Linked DNA regions of Homo sapiens: region 1 is linked to region 2. Evidence: chromatin loops called from intact Hi-C (ENCODE). Cell type or tissue: Panc1. All regions are shown on one strand. Links, peaks and the distances in the headings refer to the core of each region. The heading gives the core; the rest is flanking DNA. Region 1 overlaps C2orf49 (chromosome 2 open reading frame 49). Region 2 overlaps LOC105375311 (a long non-coding RNA gene).

Region 1 (8,545 bases), core at 1-4,000, 180 kb before region 2:
GTCTTATCAGAAAATCTTTTTGTTTACTGCTTATTTTAACTTGAATCCCAGTGAACTGGTTTGCCGTTCCAGATGGTATTTTTCAAGAGTGCATCTCTTTGATTTCAGGAGTAGCACTGTAGATGGGTTAAGGAAAAGACCCCTCATCGTATTTGATGGAAGTTCAACAAGTACAAGCATAAAAGTGAAAAAGACAGAGAATGGAGATAATGATCGACTGAAGCCTCCCCCGCAGGCAAGCTTTACCAGTAATGCCTTTAGAAAATTATCAAATTCCTCTTCGAGTGTTTCACCCCTAATTTTGTCTTCCAATTTGCCTGTGAACAATAAAACGGAACACAATAATAATGACGCTAAACAGAACCATGACTTAACGCATAGGAAAAGTCCTTCAGGCCCTGTGAAGTCGCCACCATTGTCCCCTGTTGGAACTACTCCAGTGAAGTTAAAGAGAGCTGCTCCTAAAGAAGAGGCAGAGGCCATGGTAAGTATGGGGGTGGTTTCCATGCTGGTAAGTGGTCTGAATGAAACTTGAGCAGTCTGCCTCATGACGGGAGGTGGGTCGACTGTGCTACATTCTGTTCTTGAACCCTTTTGATGGTCTGTCTGATTTGTATAATACAACTTATTACTCCAGTACTTGAATCCTGGAATTTAAAAATCCATGGTGATTAATGTTTTTAAAAGTTCACTCAAGTTATTTCTGCTTAAAATACGTAGAGAGAGGATCTGTTAGGCAGTTTTCCTAGATTTTTCTCATTTAGTTCCTTTAACTGTCTTGGAACTAAAACAGATAAATATTCCTTTATTAGCAAGGTTTAGAACATTAAGTAATTTGTCCAGGGTCACACATTTATTAAGTAGCATTTGGGGCCTGACCTTAAGTCTGTCTGTTTGTGCATACCTTAAAACCACACCAGACACCAGAATCTTTTTAAGATTTACCACTTGCCTCGCCTACTGCTCAATTTACCTAGCTTTGTGGGGATAGCAGAAGTTGGGGAAATCTATTATGTTGTGCTCCACTATGTTGAATCATTTGGATGCTTGTTGGCACATTTAGTGCAGTTAACACAATGTATTAGAGTTTAATTTGTGAGATGATTTATATATATATAATATAAAATATATATAGGCGCTTCAGAAAAGTGCTTTTACTTTTAAATACCTAGTAGTTTAATAGCCATTATTCTGTAGAATACTTTGCCTTTATTATTATTATCATCTAATCATGTATCAAAGGGATCAAAACTCAGAAAATTCAAACATTCTAAAATAGTAGACTGGAAAAAGAAAACCACCTGACTGGTCATGAGTTTTTTACTTTTATTAGTTCATTGAATCCTTTCAGTAACTATGAAGTAGGCATCTTCGTTATTCCTATTTCACAGATAAGGAAACAGAAACTTAGTAAATTTAAATAAGTTTGTCCAGAATTCCAGAGTTATTAGTAAGCCACCAGGCTGCGATTTGAATTTAGGTTTGTTTGATCCCAGGGCACACACTTTGGAGGCCATGCTTCGTCCATACTCCTTTCAGCTACCTTTGTGGGAGAGAGGAGGAAGGTGTGGGATAAGAGTTAGAACAATAAAGCCACATCTCAAATATTGCCATAAGGAGTAAGCCTCAGAGAATTTTTTTTTTCCAGGCTCTTAAACAGCATTTCTCTACCCTACAAAATTTTACTGTTTTATAGATATGAGATATATATATATATAGAGAGAGAGAGTGTGAGAGAGCTATATGTGAAACACTAAGGATAAAAGATTCTTTTTTATGTAGGGCCCACATATAAATCTTTTTCTTCTTATTAACATTTCCCATTGACTTTGTGTTTTTGTTGTGTTGTTTGTTTTTTGAGACAGAGTCTTGCTCTGTCTCCCAGGCTGGAGTACAGTGGTGAGATATCAGCTCACTACAACCTCCGCCTCCCAGGTTCAAGCAATCCTCCTGCCTCAGCCTCCCGAGTAGCTAGGATTATAGGCGCCTGCCACCACACCCAGCTAATTTTTTTTTTTTTTATTTTTGTAGAGACAGGGTTTCACCAAACCTGTTGGCCAGGCTGGTCTCAAACTCCTGACCTCAAGTGATCCACCTGACTCGGCTGGGATTACAGACGTGAGCCACCTGCCCAGCCTATTTGCATTGACTTTGGATTGTTAAATTGTAAAGTTGATGGAGGAGATAGGCTGGACAGGGAGAAAGCAGATCTGGAGCAGTCAGTGGTTTTCAACTCTGATTGTATGTTAACATCACTTGAGGAGCTTCCAAAAAAAGCAAAAAGAAGTCAGAGCCTTATCCCCCTACCTTTTATGGATTCTGGTTTAATTGGTTCTGTGATAAGACCAGGCCTGGGGCATGTTTTTAAGTGCTCTAAGTTATTCTAAACTACACACATTTGAGAACCACAGAGCTAGAGAACTCACCCCTGTTTCTTTAAATATATTCCCACCAGATGGCAGCAGTGATCTTCCATTAATACATTAATAGTAAACCTTGGTTGTTTGAAATGTTCATTTTAGTTGTTTTCTGATATTTCTGCAAGTATAAACTGATTTCTGTTCATGTCTTTCAGAATAACCTGAAGCCCCCACAAGCAAAAAGGAAGATACAACATGTTACTTGGCCCTGAAGAAAAGTTTCCAAAAATGTAAATATACTGTAACTGTAGTTTTTCAAATATGTTCATATATATTGACAATATTTACAGAAATCCTGATTATTGTGGAATTTTCTTAAGAGGTTTCAAATAGGTTTAAAAAAATAAAGGATTTATTTTCCTTCCCTTCTTCCCTCCCTCCCTTCCTTTTTTAAAATTCTTGCCTGTCTTGCCCTGATTAGGAAAGAATATCTTTTTAAACCAATGGCTTAGTATATGTCATTTATATTGACCCTACTGAAATTATTAGCTACAAATGTGCTATAAAGCATCCATTGAATTGGCCAGGCGCAGTGGCTCACGCCTATAATCCCAGCACTTTGAGAGACTGAGGTGGGCAGATCACCTGAGGTCAGGAGTTTGAGACCAGCCTGACCAACATGGAGAAACCCCGTCTCTACTAAAAAATACAAAATTAGCTGGGCATAGTGGTGCATGCCTGTAATCCCAGCTATTCAGGAGGCTGAGACAGGAGAATCGCTTGAACCTGAGAGGCGGAGGTTGCGGGGAGCCAAGATCGCACCATTGCACTCCAGCCTGGGCAACAAGAGCGAAACTCCATCTCAAAAAAAAAAAAGCATTCAGTGAATTTTCGGAGTTACTCTCATTAGCCTTGTTCAGAGTCTTTGGGGGAAATTTGAGATTTTTGAGATTTTTTTTAAAAACTCAAATATTTTACTAGTTTGCCTGCCATTTTATTTCTTTTACAAAGCAGAAGCATATACCAATTTATCACAGTATTTTAGTAAATACTGCAACATTCATCCTTAAATGTTCACCAAGAAAAGCATCTTTGTAGTAGTGCTGGAAAACTATTCAGAATATACAGATAAAAATGCTGTTCTTTAATTGCTTACATTGCTTCTTCCCATAAAAAGCAAAAAGGAATCAGTGCTTGCTATTGCTCCTTTCCTTGAAGTTGTAACAATTGATACATATATTATGAGTTGACTGGTCGATTCTGTACCTGGCCCATCCTTTAGAATGTTCTTGTCATGTAGCAGTCCTACGTACTCTTTTCATGAGCAGTCTGTGATCTCACTCTGTGAGTTCAGCTATTACTCGCTCGTGGGAGCTTAATCTTTTCAAAATGAAGTTGATTTAAAAAGTCTTCAGGCAGAGTAATCATGTTAGAGGTGGTATTCGATGGAAGAAAGTTTAGAGAGTTAGGAGTGGGGGTAGAATTCTAGAATTTATAAGAGTCCAGGAAGCATAGCAGTCAGGGGCAAAAATTAGCGTAATATGGAGTAGGCAATAGAGGAGCTACTGGAGTCAGAAGTCACTGCAGAGTGCAACATAGGAAGATGGACTCCTAGCTTACATGAGATTCCCTGCAGCTGTAATATAGACAATTCCCACATGGCTGTTCTACACAGAATTACCTGCTAAGATTTTTTGTTTATTTTTGTTTGAGTGGTATTTTCACTCCAATTGTATAATGGAAATCAGTGGGAAAATAGGGTTTACCTTATATTCATGAGTTCTAGTTTCTACTGTTCTGCTATGTGTTTCTAAGCAAGAGCAAAGGATACTTCATACTTTTTTCGTTATATGATTGATCTTCAAATTGGGATTTACCTTTTTCAATATGTTTTAAAGTAGTCTTATTCCTCTTTTGATTTGTTAAACAAGCATTTTAGTTCAGCTATTGAATAGCCTTCCAAAAAATTAATTCAGCCTTGCAGGTAAGTACCATACTAAGACTTTAACCCAATAGTTTTTAATCATTCTGCCTTTATTCCAAACTGTAAATCTGTACACATAAGATAAAACATACTAAGTATTGCATAAATTGTTAACGTTACAGTAAATTGTTATCTGCAGGGCTGACAGACATAATGTTGGTGGGCAACTGTGATCCTATACATACATATATGCAAAAGGGGATTTTAAAAGTGCAGATTATAGAGTAGATTGACAAATTTTATTTTATATTCAGTTGTCCTCTCTGCTTCCATCTGTGTTGCTCTCTTAGTTGAGAGAGAGTTAGCCATTTGACGATTTTAAGTCAGTGGGAACTTATTTTTAGTTACTCAATAAAATTAATATTTTATTTGTATTTTAACTTACAGAGTAGGTTGGTAATAACAGCTGAACTGTGTAACATTGTTGCTTCAAATTGAAGTTTATATTATGAACATTCAGAATCAATGCTCATGTAGCAGCATATTATTGAGCTATTTTGAGTTTGAAATGTGGAGAAACGCTAAACCATGTACTATGTGTTAACATAATCCCACCTTCTTAGAGCTTTGTTCCTTCTGAAGGTGTATAGATACAGCTTGTCTTGAAATGTCTTTCTCCACATAATGAAGCATGCTGAATGCTGGGAATCTGGAGCAGCAGCCCTGGGAGCCCTGAGTTTTGAAGTGTTTTGGTTTGCTTCAAAGGTTAGAAGAACTTGATATGTATGGCAAACAACTTTAGAATACTAGTTACTCACTAACATGAGGCGGGTAATGTTGCTCTAGATTCTATATTCCAGTAAAGCCAGCTTTTCTTATTATTGGAGTAGGCAAATGAATGGCATTAGAATTAGTGGGTGGCTTGTAAGTTGTAGTTATAGGCACTTTACCACTTCCTGCCATTAGCAGGCATCCTTGTTTTTTCTTTTCCCTCTTTGTTCCTTCTTTTCCCTTTCTCCTTATACATTTTCTTTCTCTACTTTAATTCTCCTTCCTCCTTACTGTAGATCCCAAGCTTCTAGCTTAGGTTTGCAAGTCATATTGCTTGGCCCTCCACATTCACTGAGAGGTGAAGATAGGCTGACCCCCTGTCCTCTTACATTTGAGGGATCATAGACTGCTGTGTGAATTCTGGAAAGTCTCAGGTCCCTACCAGGGCACTGAATGGCTTCTCAATGGCTGTAGAGACAGTACAGTTTTCCAAAGCAGCCTAATTCATCTGGACAGCTACCAGGCACTTTGGAAAGTTGGTTCAGTTACTACTATGAGGCCATAATATATTTGCTGGTATTAAAATTCTTCAGAATTGGAATTACTATTTGAAATAATATTTTGGTTGACTTAAGTTTTGAGAGACAATTCTAAAATTGATCTAGAGACTCATTCAATAGCAATGTGACCTTTTAAATACTTACATTAAGTAAAACTGCCAGTAGATTAAATCATATATATATATATATATATATATATATATGTAAGAGCTTCCTCTATTTACTACTGTTGAACTTCAGTAATTTTTAGAGGCTAAATAATGGTCAGAATGTTTTTAAGTGTGCTCTTTTATTACATGCTTGTGCAGGTTTTGTAATTCAGTACAGAAAAGTTTAACCTTGTACATTTTTGTATGTAAAAAGTCTTTTAAGTAGTCTTATCCTTATTTAAATAAACAGAATAAAATTACCTTGAGTAGGTCTGTTATTCTTATTAAAATGGAAAAATGCTCTGTAATGACTTGATCTGTTTTTATTTGAGTGAACAATTTTGGAAAGTATTCTTTATAGTACAACTTTCTATACCTGGATTGATTAAGATCAGATGTGATTCGAGTAGTCCAGCCATATCTTGTAGCCCTTCTTTGAATGAGAGGGTGGCTGGAGTGGTCTGGTGCTGGGATATCACGGTGCTACAGAGCCTGACATGTTGACTGTCACTACATGTTGAGGGATGGAAATAGAAGTCTCTGAACTTCCCATGTAATATTAAAGCTCTTAACAAAATGAGACAAACTAGAGATTCAGTTGAGAGATTTTATGTTAGAGTGATCTGAAAAAAAGTTAATTTCTAAACTGCTATCTTAATATTATTATATTTGGAGACTGATGCTGTAAATTAAATAACTTGGAAAAGACTCAGGTAACTTTCTACTTTGTCTTTTGTTTTGTTTTAGAGATGAGGTCTTGCTCTGTCGCCCAGAGTGTAGTGCAGTGGCATGATCATAGCTCACTGCAGCCTTGAACTCCTTGGCTCAAGTGGTCCTCCTGCTTCAGCCTCCTGTAGCTGGGACTACAGGCATGCACCAGCACACCCAGCTTCTACTTTGTACTTAACACATAGATTCTTCATTTTTTTTGTCTGGACAGAAGAGACAAAAATCTTATTTCCACTTAGATTGTTTTTACTAAAGTGCATTTTACTAACTAAAGTGCATTGCTTTTTCAGTTGTTTAGTAGCTTGATCATCTTATTGTGGAATAAAAAATAGAGATTAGAATTGCCTGTGTATTTGTTGAGTACCTACTATGCTAGCTCTTTCTTGGGAATGAACAAGGCAGATTAAGTACTTGCTTTCATAGAGAAAACAGACAGTGAACCATGAAATAATGGGTAATTGTAATGGTAGAAAGTAAAACAGGGTCAAGAAATGGTGAAGGATGAAGAAAGTAGGATGAGAAGCTATTTTAAATACAGTGGTTAGGAAAGGCCTCTGAAGATACTATATTTTGAAGAGAGCATGCCTAAGGCATAGCTATGGAGAGCTTTCAGGAGAAGCATTCTACATGTGTCCAGTTTTAGATGGCTGCATACTCCTCCCATCAAGGCTGGAGTCAGCTTCCCACCACTTGTATGTGGACCTGGCCTTGTAACTTGCTTTGATCAAGTGAATGCTTCTACTCTTACACTTGGACTTCTGCTTGCAGCCATGTGAAAAAGCCCAGGCATACCCACTGGAAATACATGGCTCACCCAACAGCCAGCACTAACTGCCAGATGTGACCACTAGTCACCTATCCCCCCCGGTCTAGCTGCCGGCTGACTAAAGTTGTATGATGAGCTTCCTGGTGGGATCAGTCCAAATTGATGACTCTCAGAATCATGAGTGAATAAAATGGGAGTTGTATAAAGCCACTAAGTGTCGGGGGTAGTTTGCTACCCAGCAGTAGTTAACAGGTCCCAGACAAGGACAAAACATGAAAGCCCTAAGGCTTACTAGGTTCTTAGAACAGAAAGACTGGTGTGGCTCCAGTGAATGAAAACGGGCAGTGGTAGTATAAAATGAAGTCAAAGAAGGTAGGCAGGAGCCAGATGATGTATGAATGTAGGACTTTGGATTTGATTCTAATACCAATTGGAAGCTGTTTGTTAACTCTGTTGAGACTTAACCAAGCATTCAGTTTAATCAAAAATAGACTAGTTGAGTAAGTCTGTAATAGCCCTGTCTTTTATCCTCAAGTAAAATTAGCCAAGTGTTGTTTTCTTTTTTAATCTTCAGGTAAATAGTTTAAACTAAAACTTACTTCTTTGACTAACAAACATTTAGGAGACTGTAAAATGCTTTACCAGTTATGGTGAAAGACAAATGCTTTTCATAAATATAAAACCATCCTATCTTTCGAAGCCTTCTGTTTTGTCTGTTCTGCCTTGCTATATAAGTTTTTAAAATAAACTTTTAAAAAATAAACTAGGACAGTTAGATTTCTGGAGAAATTGCCACAGTAGTACAGATTTTTAACATACCCCACACTGTTTCCCTACTAACATACATTCATATGGTACCTTTGTTGAAATGACTCATTGTTAACTAAAGTTCTTAATTTTTTTCGATTTTCTGAGTTTTTCCCTAATACCCTTTTACTGTTCCAGGATCCTACCCAGGGTACCATGTTATTTAGTTGTCATGTCATGTTAGGCTTCTCTTGGATGTGACAGTTTCTCAGAGTTTCCTTGTTTTTGATGACAGTTTTGAAGAGTAATGGTCAGGTAAATACCTGGAGAATGTTCCTCAATTGGGATTTTTCTGTTTTTCTCATGACTAGACTGGGGCTATGTGTTTTGCGGGGAGGACTACAGAGGTAAATTGCCATTTTCATCACATTATTTTGAGGACACATGCTGTAAACATGATACTACTTTTGAGGTTAACCTTAACCTCATTTGGCCGACGTAGTGTTTGTCATTTTTTTCCACTATAGTTATTGCTTTTC
Region 2 (9,158 bases), core at 2,662-6,661:
GGGCTTAGGAAGGGGCAGAGAGAGCAGTTCTCAAAGACACGTGAAGTCAGGAGCCATCCACCCCAACTTCGCTGAGGAGCCAGGTCAGGACGCTGGCATTGACAAACGTGCTCCTACTGAAAGGACTGTAATGACCCATTTGCTTCTACATCAAGATGCCCTGCAGCCCAGACTTCCACAGCCAGCCTCCTGGCTTAAGCCTTTCAAGGTTACCATCATGAACATTTAGTAGAGAAAGTATGATACGTTGCAGTGTCTCAGAGAGATTCATTAAGCCACAACTAGTGAGCAGCTACTTTCGTATGAATTGATTTGTGAACTAGCATAACACAGGGCCCTGATAGAAAGGGAAGAGGTGGATACATTTGGATGGGGCAAGACAGGGAGCAAAGAGTTCCTGCTGGGGGTCGTGCCCACCTGAGACTGCAAAGGGTTGAGCAGTGCTTATGGGGAATCCAGGGCAAATGGGGGCCTGGATCAAAGGCCCTGCAGGTGGGATACCAAATAGAAATCGGGGAGAACGAAACTGTGAAGAAACTTACTTTTTAAATGAGGAATATCCCCTGGGCTATCAGTGAAAAAAAGGGACTGTATAACCAGTCCCTGGGCTTGGTGGATCCTGCCCTGGCCATGGGCCATAAACTTGCTTCTGTTTCTCCAGGAAACATACACACAGCTAATCTTTTCTGCCAGGTTCAACTTCCTCTTGGTTTGTTAACTTTGACTTCTAGATAGTAATGTAGCTGGGCAATTTTTTTCTTTTTTTTTTTTTTTTTTTTGAGACAGAGTCTCGCTCTGTCCCCCAGGCTGGAGTGCAGTGGCGCAATCTCGGCTCGCTGCAAGCTCCGCCTCCCATGTTCACGCCATTCTCCTGCCTCAGCCTCCCTAGTGAGTAGCTGGGACTACAGGCACCCGCCACCACAGCCAGCTAATTTTTTTGTGTGTTTTTAGTAGAGATGGGGTTTCAGCTGGGCAATTTCAAATAGAGGCCTTGTCTGTTTTGAGGGCTAAGATCCAACTTTGCATTATTAACATATATTTATGTGTGTGTGTATATGTGTACATATATGTACGTGTATATATGTGTATTATGTATGTATGTATATTTTTCTCTGATAACTTAATGCTGCCTTTGAGGGCACAGGCCCCAGCTCCCTGGTATTTGTGCTACAGAACTCTGGCAGGCACCCAGGGACTTGGCTGGCCAGAGGACCAGGAGCATGTGGGACCAGTGCCTGGGGCTCCCAGCCAGGTTTTCAGCCCTTGCCATGCTGCCTTCTATACTGACCCCTTGCCCTTTGCAGAATGCCTGTGGGTTTGAGAACGTCCCAGGGGACTTGCTGTTAGCCGCTTCCAGCTGGTGACATCTAAAGGCTTGGAGGCCATGGCTCCATAGGCAGCATGCCCAGAACACTTACCAACAAGAGTGCACCCAGAGGCTGCAGTTTCGGCTCTAGATGGGGTCCTCTTGTCCTGCCATGCCCATGTGTCCCAAGCAGGCATGTGAGGGAAAAGAGAGTCAGAATCCCTTCTGCACTGATGGGCTCTCAAGAGGTATTATATGTACTTGCATAGAGAGGGCCAGTGGGGATTTAGAATCAGCCAAACAGAACTGGGTTTGAACCCCAGCCCCCTGATGACACATGTGTGACCTGGTGAGGTGGCCTGGCCTCTCTGGACCATAGTCCTCACAGGAAACATGTTTGCACCTGCATTGGACCTGCTTCCCGGGGTGCTGGCCGGCCAGGGGCTCAGCCTAGGTGTTCAGTGATGTCTGTCTCGGTATCATCACTGCCTGACTGCCATGGTCTGCAGGCGGGGTGGGGCAGGGCTAGGAAGGGTCCATGGCTGGGACCAGCTCCAATGTTGATGAGCGTTTCCTTTATAAGAGGTGCTGAGCAAGCACTGTCCTCATCCAATCCTCCCAACAAACTTGGGAGTTTGGTTTGTTAATCCCCAGGTCACAACCAAGGAAGTCACCTCTCACGAAGGCCACTCAGCTGATGGACAGAGTCAGGCCTACATCTGGCCTCCCTGATCTGCTTCCCCAGGAGTCCAAAGACCCAGATGTCCTCCACATTAGCTCATTTCCCACCGCACTGCACTTTGTCATCCACACCAAAGTCAGGTGGAGTTAATTCCCTGCTAAACTCATCCTTGGCTCTGCAAGATGAATGCCGAACCCTTAGCCTAGGCCAGGAGGGGAACCCTTCACACACCGGGGGCCGCAGCTCCAGCTCAGCCCCCAACACCCATCAATGCACACAGGCTATTTGACCCCCTTGACAGCTCCCAGGCAGCCCACACTTGTGTCTGTGCACGTGTGCTGCTGCATCTTCCAGGGACCATGCTTCTCCTCTAACGCCTTGTGTAAGTGTGACCTCTCTGGGGAAGGTCTGCCTCATCCCCTGGGGAGACACACTTGCTCCCTCATCTGGGCCCTCTTGGCATGGTGTTCATTCTCCACTGCATAGCGCTATCATTGATCAGTTTGCATGTATGCTAGGAGCTCCTAACCAGTATTTATTGGACCTCTGCAAGCCTGGGAATCTGTAAGTGCTGAACTCCATGCAGGCAGGGCTGTCTCAGCCACCTGCTGCCTGGGTGGCTCTGGGCAGGCCCTTCAACTCTGTGCTCAGGATCCTCATTTGCACAATCAGCTAAAAGTAGCATTTTGTTCCTAAGGTTTTTATAAAAATTAAATTAGTTAATATAGATGAGGTGCTTAGAATAATGTTTGGCTCACAGTAAGTAAAAGCTAATAAAGATTGACTACTATTATTATACTCAGTAAATATTAAATTAATACATGAAAATAGCACAAATGGAAGCCCAATTTAGCCTTTTGCCCTTCACAGACCGCAGGTTCCCTTTCTTCCGTATCTATAAAAAACTTTCTGGACAAAGTAGTTACTCAACATTTATTAAATACAAAGAATAAATTAGTTTAAATATCACAGAAAAGAAGGATGCTAAACCCCACACCGCCACTTACTGGAAGATATCATGCACTCAAACCATAGGCTATTACTAAACTTCAGTTTGTCTTTAAATAAAAATTCTTGGGGGGACAGAGTCTTGCTCTACTAGAGCTAGAGTACAGTGGCATGATCATAGCTCACTGTAGCCTCAAATTTCTGGGCTGAAGTGACCCTCTGCCTTGACCTCTGAGGAGCTGGCATGCACCATCACACCTGGCTGACTTAAAAATAAATTTTTTTTAAGAGATGGGGTCTTGCTATGTTGCCCAGGCTGACCTCAAGCAATCCTCCAACCTCAGCCTCCCAAAGCACTGGGATTACAGGTATGAGCACCATACCCAGCTTAAAATTTTTTATTTCTAACTGACAATCAAGAACTTGCACTGGAACAACTAGCAGGGAGCGCTGCCCCTTCAAGATATTTCTTACTTGTTTTAGCCAAATTGGTTTCAGTTTGGGTGAGATTAGATTTTCAGTTGTTTTTTAGTAATGTAGACACACATTACTATATGCTTATTTATATCCTCTGACTTTGAGTGTTCTCAAGGGTTCTAGTCACAGAGTCATCTAGTCTTTAGGAAAAAAAGAGACCAGAAGGGCATTAACATATATTTAGTTCTGACCATGTGCCAGGCATGGACCTCTGGGTTCAAATGGCCTCATCTAGGATATGGGATAAGTAAGAACAGAACGGTTAAGTATGTGTGATGAAATTTAAGTATTTCTGGAATCTATAATGCAACAAACCGATATCCCCTATTCTCTTACCCTATCCATTTGTGCACTCATTCTTGCCACAGCTGTGTCAGGTATCTATGCCATAATACAGCTGGGCACCTCAGGGGGACCAGGAGAGCAACATTAACCTCTAAGTTCCAAGCAGTTTATATTTGAGATTAATGCTAAGGCAAGTTCACAAATAGTATAATGGGCAATGTAGGACATATGAACTAAGACATTCCACGGTTCCAAAATGTAGCCATACTTACACTTTTAAAATTTAGGGATAAATTCTGCAATTTGCGTGGAAGTATAAGGTACATGGACATTTGCATCTTCTGTACAGTTATTTGTTGTGAGAACGAGAGAGGTCTATCTTATGATAATTAGCATATTGAATGTTTATTACACTAGTTATTGAAAAAGAATCTCTTAGTATTTTTGCTTTGCTCCTCAAGTTTAGTAGGGAAAAAAGTAAAATGAAAACAAGATAACACACACAATAAGAAGAATACAAATTCATTTCTTATGATTGTTAGTAGTAGACATAAATTTCAAAAAATGCATTTGCAAGCAGTATAGTTGATGTTTCAGAAACTATTGGAATGATAAGCCAATAGGTTTTATAATTGTATATAAAAATTATGAAAACTTGTGTTAGTTTGAAGGCAACCACAGGTATTATTTAAATGCATAATTCCTTTGGCAAAGTAGGTATAATCTAGCTGAATCATACTCTCTAGACCATCTGCTATTCTGTTTCCCCCTAAAAGGCTTAGGGTAAAGTAAGCCTTTCATTGTGCTATGTCCTTATGTGAAAAGGTATTAAACAAATTATATTGACCTGATGGGAACCAACAAGTAAAAGCTGGTTATATAAAATAGGCAGCTATTTTGGAGTCTTTAAAAAAACAAACAAACAAAAAAAAAAAAAACCAAAGGAAAACCAACTCTGCCATCTGGTGTAAAAACAGATTATTACAACTTCTTTCTTCAAACAAAGCATAGTGGCTATTCCAGTTATTCCTTATTTATCATTGATTATCATGATGTGGTGAGAATTTTGAGCGAGTGTTCCCCCTCTCCCTCCTTGGGTAACTAAAGCTTGATGTACATATATTTTAAATTGTTTATGGGAATATTTCTAAAATAATTACTAATTTACTGCCTTATTAAGTGAGAGATAATGAACCCAATTACATCTTTCCTTGATGATGCAGCGTGCTGACTGTATTGGTCCATTCTCTGTTGCTATACCAGAATACCACAGGCTGGGTAGCTTATAAGGAAAAGAAGTTTCTTTAGCTCATGGTTCTGGAGGTTGGAAGGTCCGAGAGCATGGCACCAGCATCTGGCGAGGGCCTTTCTGCTGTCTCATGACATGCGGGAGGCATCCCATGGCAAGACAGGGCAAGCGTGCATGTCAGCACAAGACTCTCTTTCTCTTCCTATAAAGCCACAAGTCCCTTCATGGGGATGCACCCTGATGACCTTATCTACTAATATTTCCCTTTAATGCTAAAAGATACCATCTTCAAATTCCATCAACATATGAATTCGGAGATTAAGTTTCCAACACATAAAATTTAGGGGACACAGCCAAGCGCGGTGACTCACGCCTGTAATCCCAGCATTTTGGGAGTCCGAGGCAGACAGATCACTTGAGGTCAGGAGTTTGAGACCATCCTGGCCAACGTGGTGAAACCCTGTCTCTATTAAAAAAAAAAAATTAGCTGGGCATGGTGCTGGGTGCCTGTAGTCCCAGCTACTCAGGAGGCTGAGGCAGGAGAATTGCTTGAACCCATGAGACAGAGGCTGCAGTGAGCCAAGACTGTGCCACTGCTCTCCAGTCTCCAGAGAACAAGACTCTGCCTCAAAAAAAAAAAAAAAAAAAAAAAAAGAAGAAGAAGAAGACTTACGCCTTCTCTTACGCCTGTAATCCCAGCACTTTGGGAGGCCGAGGCGGGTGGATCACCTGAGGTCAGGAGTTCAAGATCAGCCTGACCAATATGGAGGAACCCCATCTCTACTAAAAATACAAAATTAGCCGGGTGTGGTGACGCATGCCTGTAATCCCAGCTACTCGGGAGGCTGAGGCAGGAGAATTTCGTGAACCTGGGAGGTGGAGGTTACAGTGAGCCGAGATTGCACCATTGCACTCCAGCCTGGGCAACAAGAGCAAAACTCTGTCTCAAAACAAAACAAAACGAAAAACCAAGAAAACATTTAGGGACACATTCAAACAATACCACTCATTATGAGCATTAATTAGCTTACTTTCTCTGTAATAGATAACAGCGATAACCTCAGGGTTAAACAATACTTTCGTCAAGCCTAACTGACCTCATGGATTGTACTTTTTTAGCTTGCAACACACAGTGTTTAAATTTCTGCTCAGTATGGCATTACTGCCTGCTGTGGAAGCTGGCCAGGAATCTGGGTCAAGGTGACCAGAAACCCGGTTGCAGAAACCTGAAGCTACAAGGCAGAGATGGGTTTCACTGCAAACAGGTGGCCTCCAGATGCAGCAGCAGACCGTAAAAGTAGAGCAGAAAGTCAACAGGTCAAATTGGCAGGGAACTCTCATGGGACAAACTCAAGGAAGAGGCCAAAAGAATAAAAACTAAGGGGAGGCCGGGCACAGTGGCTCATGCCTATCATTCCAGCACTTTGGGAGGCCGAGGCGGGTGGATCGTTTGAGATCAGGAGTTCAAGACCAGCCTGGCCAACATGGCAAAACCCCGTCTCTACCAAAAATACAAAAAAATCAGCCAGGCGTGGTGGTGTGCACCTGTAATCCCAGCTACTAGGGAGGCTGAGGCAGGAGACTCAGTTGAGCCTGGGAGGCGGAGGTTGTAGTGAGCCAAGATCGCACCACTGCACTCCAATCTGGGCAGAGAAAATGAGACCCTGTCTAAAAAAAAAAAAAAGAGGAGAGTTGAAGGGAGACAAGAGAACTATGTGATGGTCTAAGCACTGTTGCCCAGACAAGATTCTACATCTTTCTTCACTGTGGCTCCAGCTCACCCCTACTGAGTTCATTCCAAATCTTGGTGCTTCATTCATCACTAGTATCACAGCAGAGCCCAAACTTCAGTAGGAATAATAATCAGCTGGAGGGCAGATCACAGAAGGATCCAAGATGCGCCTGCATGTCTTCATTTTTAAAATAAAACCCACAGATGACCTTGATCCAGGTGGTACGAAGGCCCCAATTTGAGAAACAAAATCAACTCCTAAAATTCTATAATCAAAGTTGTTTGCCACATGCCAGAGTTGAACAAATAACAGATCTGGAACATATAAGTTGTGTGTTGTTTACTTTACTACTGACCTTTCTTTACCTAGAACCCTTTCCCATAAACCTTATTAATATAGAGAGTTTCATTAACATTGTTGAGGACATATTTATTTGAAACATTTTTTAAAATAAAGTAGATGGCCGGATGCGGTGGCTCATGCCTGTAATCCCAGCATTTTGGGACGCTGAGGCAGGTGGATCAAGAGGTCAGGAGTTCAAGATCAGCCTGGCCAATATGGTGAAACCCTGTCTCTACTAAAATGACAAAAATTAGTCAGGCGTGGTGGCACATGCCTGTAGTTCCAGCTACTCGGGAGGCCGAGGCAGGAGAATCGCTGGAACCTGGGAGGCGGAGGTTGCAGTAAGCTGAGATGGCGCCACTGCACTCCGGCCTGGGAGACAGAGCAAGACTCCGTCTCAAAAAAAAAAAATTAAAAAATTTTAAAAAATAAAGTAGATAAACAGTGTAATATTTTTCTCCCAACAAAACAACAATGTGAAATTTTATTACTAAATACTCTGACACTAGGGGTAAATTTGTAATTCCAGAGTACTGGAATCAATTCAAGCATTAAGAGCTTACTGCCTGATAAATATTCAGTTTTGGAATCTTTGCAGTGCCTGCTTATAATTTTCCCTTAGCCTATGAAACATGTTTTTGCTCATTTCACCTATCTAGACTCTAAATTTTATTTTACGAACTTTTCAAATTTCTTTTAAAATTGTTTATTTTATCATTGTATAAAATCTTCAAATGACAATGTAGAGTGATTTTTTCCAAATATTTTTCTTTCTTTTTTGGAGACAGAGTCTCGATCTGTCGCCCAGGCTGGAGTGCAGTGGCACAATCTCCGCTCACTGCAAGCTCCGCCTCCCGGGTTCACGCCATTCTCCTGCCTCAGACTCCCTGAGTAGCTGGGACTACAAGCGCCCGCCACCACGCCCGGCTAATTTTTTGTATTTTTTGCGGAGACGGGGTTTCACCGTGTTAGCCAGGATGGTCTCGATCTCCTGACCTCGTGATCCACCTGCCTCGGCCTCCCAAAGTGCTGGGATTACAGGCGTGAGCCACCACGCCCAGCCCAAATATTTTTCTATACATACTCCATGTAAAGAGAAAGAGAAATCATTAGTTTTTTTCCTCAATAATTATTTGTAAGTAATTAACAGAAGTAGGCCTTAAAGTGAATTTAATTTACTGTTTTTATTTCTTAAAGTGAAATTTTGCTATAATTCCTAAAATTTGTAACTACAGGTAGGGTGATCATGCATTCCAGTTTTTCCAGGATAATCATAGTGATGGCAGTGGCAGCCCATCTGGAGTGGCTGCTGCGGGCAGGCCAGCTGCAGCAGGAGAGGTGTGACTGGGGCTGCATGCTCTGGGGAGTTGGTGGGGGCTGGGAACAGGTGATCCCAGAGGGAGCCCCGCATCCTACCAAGTTGGCTGGTCAGGAGCCCATGCTCCCAGGCAGAACTGCAGCCACCCAGCTGCAGCTCTGGACCTGGGCATCTCTGTGCTCTCAGGAGCCTGGAAAGATCCCTGCCCCTACAGGCTCAGAGGTGCCTGCTCCCACTCCCCAGCCTCTCCCCACTCCTGGTGCCCACTCCAGTGTGGAGCAAAGTTATAGCTGAGCCCAGGGGCTGTCGCAACCCAAGCTGCATGTGTGCGTGCTTAGGGTGGCACTGACATGCCAGCTCTTCCACCACTTTGGCCCCCTCTAAACTTTGGGGGCCAACGAGCTCAGGGAGGTGGGGAGGGCTGAGGGTGGCTTGTCGCAGGCCTGTGGGTACCCCTCAGCACGGACAGCATGGGTACCGCTAACAGCATGTTGATGGTGGTGGGAGGCAGACAGGTTCCTGGGCAAGGAGTGGGACCTCGCCCCACCTTCAAGTCAGGAACAGCCTGAAGCCTGGGGGCCTTATTGCCAGTTCTGGGTGGAGCCCACAACCTGGAGTGAGAACTTCATTGATGCCTTTCGGACAATCCAATGGTGCTTTTTCCATGTCCACCCATGTCTGCACATGGACCAATCAGCATGCACTTCCTCATTACAAGCCCATAAAAAAACCCAGATTCAGTCAGACTCAGACGCTCACTGGGACGACCTGCTTGTGGAAAGGAGCTACCTACTTTGGGTCTCTTGAGAGCTGTTCTG

What was found. A loop is a pair of places that touch in the nucleus more often than their neighbours do. Peaks named below come from ENCODE experiments on the same cell type or tissue, not always from the same donor. Only the 100,000 strongest peaks of a DNase experiment are listed, where the experiment ranks them.
Region 1: it touches region 2 in a loop (10-fold over the local background); 34 of 110 quality-filtered maps call a loop at or near these places.

What each region holds. Positions count from the first base shown.
Region 1 is chr2:105,342,740-105,351,284 of GRCh38, forward strand. It overlaps C2orf49 (chromosome 2 open reading frame 49), which reads left to right. Exons shown (of 4, transcript NM_024093.3): 3 at 109-484; 4 at 2,576-6,472. The coding sequence ends at 2,632. Among named protein-coding and RNA genes, the nearest start is that of C2orf49, 9.5 kb to the left of the region's middle. In Panc1, for the core only: CTCF peaks have their summits at 2,412 (motif pointing right) and 2,616; no DNase peak of the experiment used is centred there; H3K27ac peaks cover 357 bases.
Region 2 is chr2:105,516,731-105,525,888 of GRCh38, forward strand. All of the region lies in intron 1 of LOC105375311 (a long non-coding RNA gene), which reads left to right. Among named protein-coding and RNA genes, the nearest start is that of LINC02946, 89 kb to the right of the region's middle. In Panc1, for the core only: CTCF peaks have their summits at 2,976 and 4,671 (motif pointing left); a DNase peak (open chromatin) is centred at 4,701; H3K27ac peaks cover 2,890 bases.